2 separate regions of the Homo sapiens genome follow, and region 1 is linked to region 2. A link is an interaction called in ENCODE POLR2A ChIA-PET data of the cell type or tissue named here. Cell type or tissue: endothelial cell of umbilical vein. All regions are shown on one strand. Links, peaks and the distances in the headings refer to the core of each region. The heading gives the core; the rest is flanking DNA.

Region 1 (4,399 bases), core at 322-4,321, 150 kb after region 2:
TTATTTTTTTCAACATTTTCCCTTATGTTTCTTAACAAATAAATTAATTAACAGATAATTTCTGTTGGGCTGTCTCCAAGTTTCCAGTCTCTTTCGTCTGTTTTCTTCATTCAGTAGGTAAACTCACCAGTGAATTTTAAAATTTTTATCTATTATATTTTCTTGTTCTAACGTTTTCATTTTTAAATTGTTTTTAATTCACTGCTGAAAATTACTATATTTCAATTTATTTCCAGTGTGTTTACTTTTAACTACACCTACAACTAAAGGATAGTTATGTTCTTTGCTATAAAGTCATTCTGTGTAATTCCAACATTTGGGTTGCCTTGTGTTTAGCATTAGTTGATTGTATTTTTCCTTGACAATTCATCATAGTTTCTTGGATTATGTATAATTTTTTGGAGTATACACTACACATTTTTGATATTATTCTGTGAGATTGTAGGTTTTATTAAAAGCCTGTTGACAATGTTGTTTATTTATAATATGTTCCATTGCCAGCTCAATGGATAAGCCCACTGTAGCTTAACTCACCAGCTGATTATAACTAAAACTTCTAAACAAAATATAGAGTTATTGTTTTTAGCAGGTAGTTGACATATTTAGTAACTTATTAAAATTTTTCTTACCTTTTTGGTTTCAAAAGGTGATTAGTGGTTTTAATATCAGTTTAGTTTCTAAACCTTTGCTACATTGCTTTCAGCCTGTGCCACTCGTGTCACCAGGGATTAGTCAGAAACTAAGAGGTGGTGCTTTATATTATGGCTCAATTCTTGAAGTTTTTTCTGTGTTACTTTGGGGTTTTCCTATGCATTCACAACTCAGAGATGAGCTCAGGAGTTTAGCTAATTTATACATAGAATTAGGAAATTTCCTTCTTCTGCCCTCTTTTCTACTGGATTCCCCTACATTTTCTGTTTTGCAGGGGATGTTTTGCCCAATCCTCTGACCAAAAAGATTAGGTTTGTCTTGCAGTCTTAGGTGCCTGTGCTACCCCCAGATTTCTGTTATTGGAGTTCACTCTCAGGCCTAGTTCATGAAAGAAAAGAAAAGACAAAAAAAAAAAAAAAACTCCCCCAAAAATTATACTCACATGAGTTTCCTTTTTCAGTTTTGACTTTCCCTCTCCAACCTGCCTGCTTTTTTATCCTATTCAGGTAATTACTTTTTGTATTTTGTCTACAGGTTTTAGTTGTAATCAGTTAGGGAATTAAGCTATAGTATGCTTATCCATATTGGCTGGCAACAGCACTTTTTATAAACATAATTTTGGATGGTTACATTGTAATTCACTTTATGGATATTTTAAAATTTAAAATGGCTTCTCTATTTAGGAACACTTGAGTTTGTTCTTTGGTTCTTCTAAATAGCATTACAGAGAATATTATTAAAATAAACATTTCTCTAAATCTGATTATTTCTTTAAAAGAAGTTCTTATAAACCAAATCACTAGATCAAAACATAAGAAAGCATATAATTCACTAGGACAAAGCATTTTTACTGCCAAGGCACTTTGACTTTATCTTGGAAGTGATAACACATGTGCTGTAATGACATTATCAGTGTTGTGGTTTACACAAAAAGCTCTGGTGGCTAGAAGAATGAGCTGAAAGGGAAGAAGGAGGTGGAAAAATCATTCAAAAGTCAATTACAATGTTTTGAGTTAGAAACTCTAAGTGTACGAACTAAGGCATTGTTACTAGACATGAAGAGGGGGCAATGGCTCCTTTTTTTGAAACAGAATCTTGCTGACAGAGAAGATAGGATTTCAGTATAAGTCATGGATGACCTAGGCTTTGGATGACTCAGAGACCAAGAGAACAGGAGGCAGGATGAAGAATAAAAAGAGTGTACTTGGAATTTTGTGAGGGAAGTGGTTTTGCCACAGGAAATCCAGGTTTCTGTAGGAATGAGGAGCTAAATGGATCTTACGTAGAAGGCTTTAAGAAAACAAGAACATTTCTTTGAAATGGGGCATGATGGCATAAAATAAGATAAAAATAATCGAGGAGAAAACAAAAGGAAAAGAGGAGATCTAAGCTGAATAGAAATGAGGGTTTGAGAGGAGGTGGGTGATGACAGTAGAAAATCTGCAAGTTGATAGGAATGAAAGAACAAACTTAAGAATGAAAAACCTCCACTACCCAGTAGGTCTGCGGTCAGAGGCGGTTCCTTGTGAATGCCACTTTGTTCCCCAGATGACTGAGAAGGTCTTAATGCCTTAGCAGGAAGTCTGCCCCTGCCTTGTGGTGAGGTCACTGGCAGTTTACTTTGCCTCTTTGCAACCAAAATCTATCTTTGGTAACAAGCTAGTAACTACTTTTGGTTCCCAAACTCCCACCCTTCCCTACCTCAAATTGTGTAGCCTCCATCCCCATCCATAGGCTGAAGCCTCTGTTACTCACAAATTCTGATAGCACTCAAAGAGCTTTGAAGTCATCATCTTACAAGTTGTATGCTCTTCAGGAATTTGCTCAACCGCCTGTGGGTATTTCCTCATCTGTAAAATGAAAAGGCCAGATGAGTACCTCAAACATACTTTGTGGCTCATTTTGAAATTATAACCTCAGCATAATCATTTTTATAAATCTATATTGTATACATTTGGAGAATATAGCTAAAACAAGCAGCTTGGGGAATGACTCAGTGCTTGACCATAAAACCATTCTGTATGTGTCATTACTAGACTAAGCAACAGCTTGCAGGCTAAACTATGAATGTTAGACAGATACTTCTAAGGGGCAAACTGTGAGCTAGAAGTTGTGGATGTGGAAGGAGAAGCAGTGCTAAATCTTTCTGACCCAAGTTATAGTCACCAAACTGATGATTTTGGAATTAGCAGCTAATGGTATCTGTTTCTCAATTGAATAGTAAAATTGGTAGTGGAACCAGTGTGAATAAAATTCTGAATCTTTATTACCTAATACAGGTGCAAGTCAAACACAGACAGCAATTAGGAAATGATTGTGTGGTGAGTGAGTAGGGAAATAAAAATTATCACACTATTTCAGAAGTTAACAAAGTCACTTTGGAGGGCCTCATGAAGTATTCCTTATAGCTATACCAGGATGAATATTTAGGTTGTGGCTATGCTGGGTTTAGAATATTACGATGCTTTCAGGCCTCCTGAATGTCTTCCTAATATCCTGGCTGCATAGGCCCCTTGTTTAGGACTTTCCAAACCTCCCCCATGACTCAGCGACTAAAGGTATAATGCCTGGAGTACCCTGCTCTTACAAAGTGGCTAATGTTGATATCTGTGTATCTAGCCTATGCAGATTATTATTCATTTTGATTTTTATCTCCTGCCTATACCTAGAACTGCTTTTTCTAAAAAAAAAAAAATCACTGCATTACTAACATTAAAACATCAAGATATTTCAGATAAAATAGAATTCAGATGGAATTCCCTATTTTTTCTTGACAAATCAGAAGATCTGATAAGATTGGGTCTGTATTCTTACATACAAATAACTGTCTGGAGTTGCATAGTTTCTGCCATCTCTAGATCAATAGAACTCCTTCCTTTTCCCCAGAAAAAGCAGAGGCACATGTACTTTACTTATCTGCCAAACTCCTAAAGGAGGGTGACCACATTTCCTAGTCTGCCTGTAAGAATCTCAGTTTACTCTGTTGACCTATAATTCATTAATATTATCCCCTTTTGTTTTAAAACATGGCCTGGTTGGAATGAACAATTCAGAGGACTCTGAATCTGTACTCTCTAAGGAAAGCATGCAATCGACTATCAAAAATTGTATGCTTAAATGATGCTACTTTTTATTTCAGATAAAATTACTTACATAAAAACTTTATTAAGCATCCACTACTTGCAAAGCACTGTATTAGAAGCTGAGGATAGTGTGAGATCAAGAAGAGACATGATTTCTTTTCGTAATAATTATGGACTCTATTGAAAAAGATAGACAACTATAAAATAATTAAAATATGATTAGTAATAACTTAGAAAAAAGACATAGACAAGAACCTAATCTTATCTAGACTAACTAGAGGTGGCCTCTAGATAGAAGCTGAGACTTTACTTTTCCCCTCTCAGATTGGAGCAGAATAGAATGGGGAAAGTGTGCTCCAGAGAGGGAGAAGTGCATGCTTGAAGATCTAACACGATAATATGGCAGGTTCAAGGAAGAGAAAAATATTTCAGTGTCCCTATAGAATGGGTTGGTCTAGTAGGGATAAATGATGCAGGTAGGGATAAATGATGCAGGTGGGAACTCACAAGCTGTGTTAAAGGATTGTTCATTCATTATTAGGTCAATGGGCAAAGATTTGGGCAGGGTAGTGTTAATACCACATTTATGTTTAGGAAGATTATTCTAGATCAAGTATGCAGAATAGATGGAAGCATTAGGAGGCAGTTACAGTAATCTAGGGAGA
Region 2 (4,399 bases), core at 262-4,261:
CTTTGCATTATTGGGATTGTAAAGTCAACTACTTAATGGAAAAAATGAAGAAATTAAGTTAAATTTTCTTTATTTGCAAGCAACCAACGTTGAAAATGTAAATAAAAGCTGTCAGTTGAAAGATAGAATAACATTTACATTCTTCTCCTGGGAAAACATGAAAATTAGGAATTTGAGGATTCAGTTAAGGGAAAAGATAATGAAAATGTCATATATTTTCATATTGTATCCCAAGAGAAGTTGGGATTGTAATATTTCATATTGTATCCAAGAGAAGTTGGTCATCTTAAATTAGGTAACTGATTTATATAACAAACATACTTTGTAACATAGAATTATTGAGCATCTCCTGTGTGCCAGGCATCTTCTGTGTACCAGGCACTGTTTTAATGTTAATGATAGAAAATTTGATGCTGATGATACAATAGTGAACAAACAGACAAAAATCCCGGCCCTTGTGGAGATTACTTTCTGATGGAGATTACTTTCTAAGAGAATAAACCATAAGTAGGTTAAACATATGGTATGTTAGAAAATAATGAATGTTATGGAGCAAAAATAATTTATCTAATTTTGGTCATTGTAGAAAATAAAATAAGTAGAGGTTCCTCTTCAAAGGGACTTTCCTCCCAGTCTAATTGAGAATAGATAGTAACCTCTCTTAGAAGCAAAATTTACTCAAAGAATTGTGCTAATATTCTTAAACATCTGCTAGCTGTAATAAAGAAACCAATATACTCTGTGTTCTTAGCTCCCACATTTTAGCCTAGATATTTGCCCTGGCATCCCTGAACCAATCCAAGCAAGCATTAGGTCATAGCCTATTCCTCTTCCTTATTTGGAAGTGTTTTTGCCTCTCTCAGCATTCCACAAGTTACTTCCTCTCTTCCTTTGTTTTCCTCTGCCTTTGCCTCTTTTGGGAAGTTCTAAGTTGCTAGCCAGTTGGGTCAAGTACAGAATGTAAGGTCCCGTTCCAGCCAATGGAAATCGGACACAGCAGTAGGGTGGACATGTCAGGTTATAAATGACCCTGTCTCCTTTGTTCGTGTGTGCTTTCCTGGCAAGACTGCTAGCAAGCAGCACCCTTTCTGCAGAAAGTAAACTAGCCTTGCTGAGAGATTCTTTGTCTCAGTGTTGATTTTTGCAACACCGAGCACTAGTTCCCAACAATTTGGTGGCCCGTATGGGGAATAACATTCCCCTCTTGGATGGTGTTTGCCCCTCTCTCATGGGGAGGTGCCCTGCCACCCGTTGTTGCCGCGGCCCCAGCAGGAGAGCCGGGACCTACCTGGTGTGAGGAATATACTTGGAGTCTCAGCATCGGCGGGGAAAGAGAGAGGCTTGTGGGACCGTGGTGACCAGGTGACTCCGTGCGTGGGCCAAGGTAGGAAAAGCCGCAAGAGGGGGGCAAAGTACTTCCTTGGTGGTCAGCTTTTGGAGGATGAGTAATTGTGTGTATGTGTGAATGATTATCTGTGCTACGAGTCCTGCTGTTCGGCAGAATGTGTGAACACAGACGGAAACAATGTAAGGGACCTCCAAAAGGGAGAGGGAGGAAGGTTAACCTCTTGGGAAAGAGAATCAGCGAGACATCTCTGGTTTGAGAGATTGAGTCTTTTAGCAAGCTTTTAAAGACTGGACAGGTGAGAAATCTCCAGTCTGAAGGATCTGGGGGATTGGGCCTCCCCGGGAGAAAGATAGGTAAGACATCCCTAGTATGTGGGATTGGACTTATCTAGGATCAAACATGGGAAAAGGCCCTTGGCAAGCCTCCAGAGGAAGGGAGGATGAGAAGCCTCTAGTAGAAGAGGTTGAGCCCCCTTCTGTGCACCCAGGAGTGCTAGAAACCTCCAGCAAGGGGGGTTGAAAGCTCCAGGAAAAAGGCCTATTCTAGTTAGGCACCACCCCAAACCTTCAAGATAGGAAATATTCCGAGTAAAACAGGGAAAATAAAGAGCTGTGGCTACAGCAGTATTAGTTGAAGAAGGTAGAAAATTAACCTTTTGGGGGGAAATTAATTGTAAGCATGCCCCACCAAGTTAGAGCTATTGTAAATCAAAAAGCAGGAAGGTAGCTTACTGACTCCAGAATCTTAAAATATAAGGCTATTTTGCTAGGAAAAGATGATTTCATCTTGACTACTGATAATTCACTCAACCCAGCAGGTTTCTTGTCAGGAGACCCAAATCTTAAAAAAAAAAAAAAAAAAAAAGAACACTTGTGTCTAGGTTTGATTGACTACCAAACAAAAGTCAGGCCAGATCTAGGAGAGGCCCCTTTTAAAACAGGGCAACACTCATTTATAGATGGTTCCTCCAAAATAGTCAAAGGAGAAAAACATAACAGGTTTTCAATCCTTGGTGGAGAAACTCTTGAAGAAGTAGAGTCAGGAAGACTGCCCAATAATTAGTCTGCCCCAACCTGTGAACTGTTTGCATTCAGCCAAGCTTTGAAACACTTGCAGAACAAAGAAGGAACTGCTTATACTGATTCTAAGTATGCCTTTGGTGCAGCACATACAGTTAGAAAAATTTTGGGCTGAGCAAGGTCTTATTAACGGTAAAGACCAAGATCTAGTCCACAAAGAACTAATTGTTTGTGTTCTAGACAATCTCCAGTTGCCAGAAGAGTTAGCTATTGTACATGTCCCAGGGCATAAAAAGGACTTTTTTTTTTTTCACAAGTTGGGGAAATAACCAAATGACTTTGCAGATCAGATAGCCAAACAAACTGCTGTTTCTTCTGAAATGTCTTTCACTTAACTCCTTGCCTTCCTTCCCCTACTGTAGTCCCCATCTTCTCTTCCACTGAAAAAGAAAACCTAATAAAAATAGGAGCTAAAGAGAACACAAAAGGAAAATGGATATTACCAGATCAAAGGGAGATATTATCCAAACCTCTCATAAGGGAGGTCTTAACTACGGTTCTCAGAGTTTATAAGTGTATTGGAATTTATACCCTAGTCAAACAGGTCACAGACAATTGTCTAACATGCAGGAAAACTAATAAACAAGCCCTAAGAAAATCACCCCTTGGAGGATGAGATCTGGAGCTAAGACCATTCCAAAGTGTTCAAGTTGATTACACCGAAGTGCCTCCAATCGGTCGCCTGAAGTATTTATTAGTAATAGTAGATCATCTCACTCACTGGATCGAAGCTATCTCCTTTCCAAATGGAACAGCTAATAATGTAATTAAAGCATTAATTGAGAATATACTGCCCCTTGTGTTAATAGAGAATATTAACTCAGACAATGGAAACCATTTTATGACACATATTATTAAGAAGCTGGCCCAAGTGCTAGACATAAAATGGGAATACCATATTCCCTGGCATCCCTCATCCTCCAGGTGAGTAGAAAGAATGAATCAAACCCTTAAGAATAATCTGACTAAATTAATTCTAGAGACTCATTTACCATGGACCAAATGTCTTCCCATTGTCTTATTGAGGATCAGGATAGCTCCTCGAAAGGATATAGGCCTGTCTCCATATGAAATGTTATATGGATTGCCCTATTTACATTCCTAGCTAATGTTCCTATGTTTGAAACTAAGGATCAGTTCCTCAGAAATTACATACTTGGTCTCTCCTCTACCTTTTTTTCTCTTAAGATCAAAGGTCTCTTAGCACAGGTGCCATCACTAGAATTTCCAGCACACCAGCACCAACCCAGGGACCATGTTCTCATCAAAGGGTGGAAGGAAGGGAAACTTGAGCCCACCTGAGTAGGCCCCTATCTTGTGCTCTTAACCACTGAGATTGCCGTCTGCACAGCTGAGAAATGATGGACCCACCATACTTCAGTCAAGAAATCATCTTCCTCATCAGAATCATGGGTTACTATACCAGGATCGAGTCCTACCAAGTTAAAATTAAAGAAAGCTTAATTTTCATAACCTTGTATATTGCTTCCTTTCCTTTCCTTATTCTGTTACTAGCTCCTTTGTTATTAATGTAACTAAGTCTGACTCACCTCAGACCATTGCTTTTGATGCTTGCTACGTCATACCTTGTGGAGATGTGAAGGATCAATAATAGCTAGCCTTTTCACACAAATATTTATGCCCCAGCCCTCTAACTGACACAGTTACTCCTAGCACTCATCGTTGTGATCACCTGTAGCTGAGATGCCAATTTTCTGCTCCTACAGCCTGGCAACCTTGTAGTAGATGGGACTACATCCTTTGGACTACTCAGGAGCAAGGTTGGACTTCTAAGGAAGAGGTTTGTGCAGATCTAAAACCCCTCATCTATTTCACTAAAGGGACTACCCCTTCTCAGTCTTTCTCTCTATCAGCACCTCCACCTTAACTGACTCTAGACCTGCCCTTAGTTGCTTATATGGTATGGGGATTGATGTAAATGGGAAAGACCCCCTAGGCATTTTTAAGATAT

The links. ChIA-PET counts read pairs that join two places held together with the same protein. Peaks named below come from ENCODE experiments on the same cell type or tissue, not always from the same donor. Only the 100,000 strongest peaks of a DNase experiment are listed, where the experiment ranks them.
Region 1: POLR2A ChIA-PET joins it to region 2 with 11 read pairs; 2 of 35 experiments call an interaction of 5 or more read pairs at or near these places.

The regions. Positions count from the first base shown.
Region 1 is chr3:110,812,528-110,816,926 of GRCh38, reverse strand. No RefSeq gene overlaps it. Among named protein-coding and RNA genes, the nearest start is that of NECTIN3-AS1, 260 kb to the left of the region's middle. In endothelial cell of umbilical vein, for the core only: no CTCF peak of the experiment used is centred there; a DNase peak (open chromatin) is centred at 1,836; H3K27ac peaks cover 1,935 bases.
Region 2 is chr3:110,966,487-110,970,885 of GRCh38, reverse strand. The region is part of intron 2 of LOC151760 (putative uncharacterized protein LOC151760); the gene reads left to right. Among named protein-coding and RNA genes, the nearest start is that of NECTIN3-AS1, 100 kb to the left of the region's middle. In endothelial cell of umbilical vein, for the core only: no CTCF peak of the experiment used is centred there; no DNase peak of the experiment used is centred there.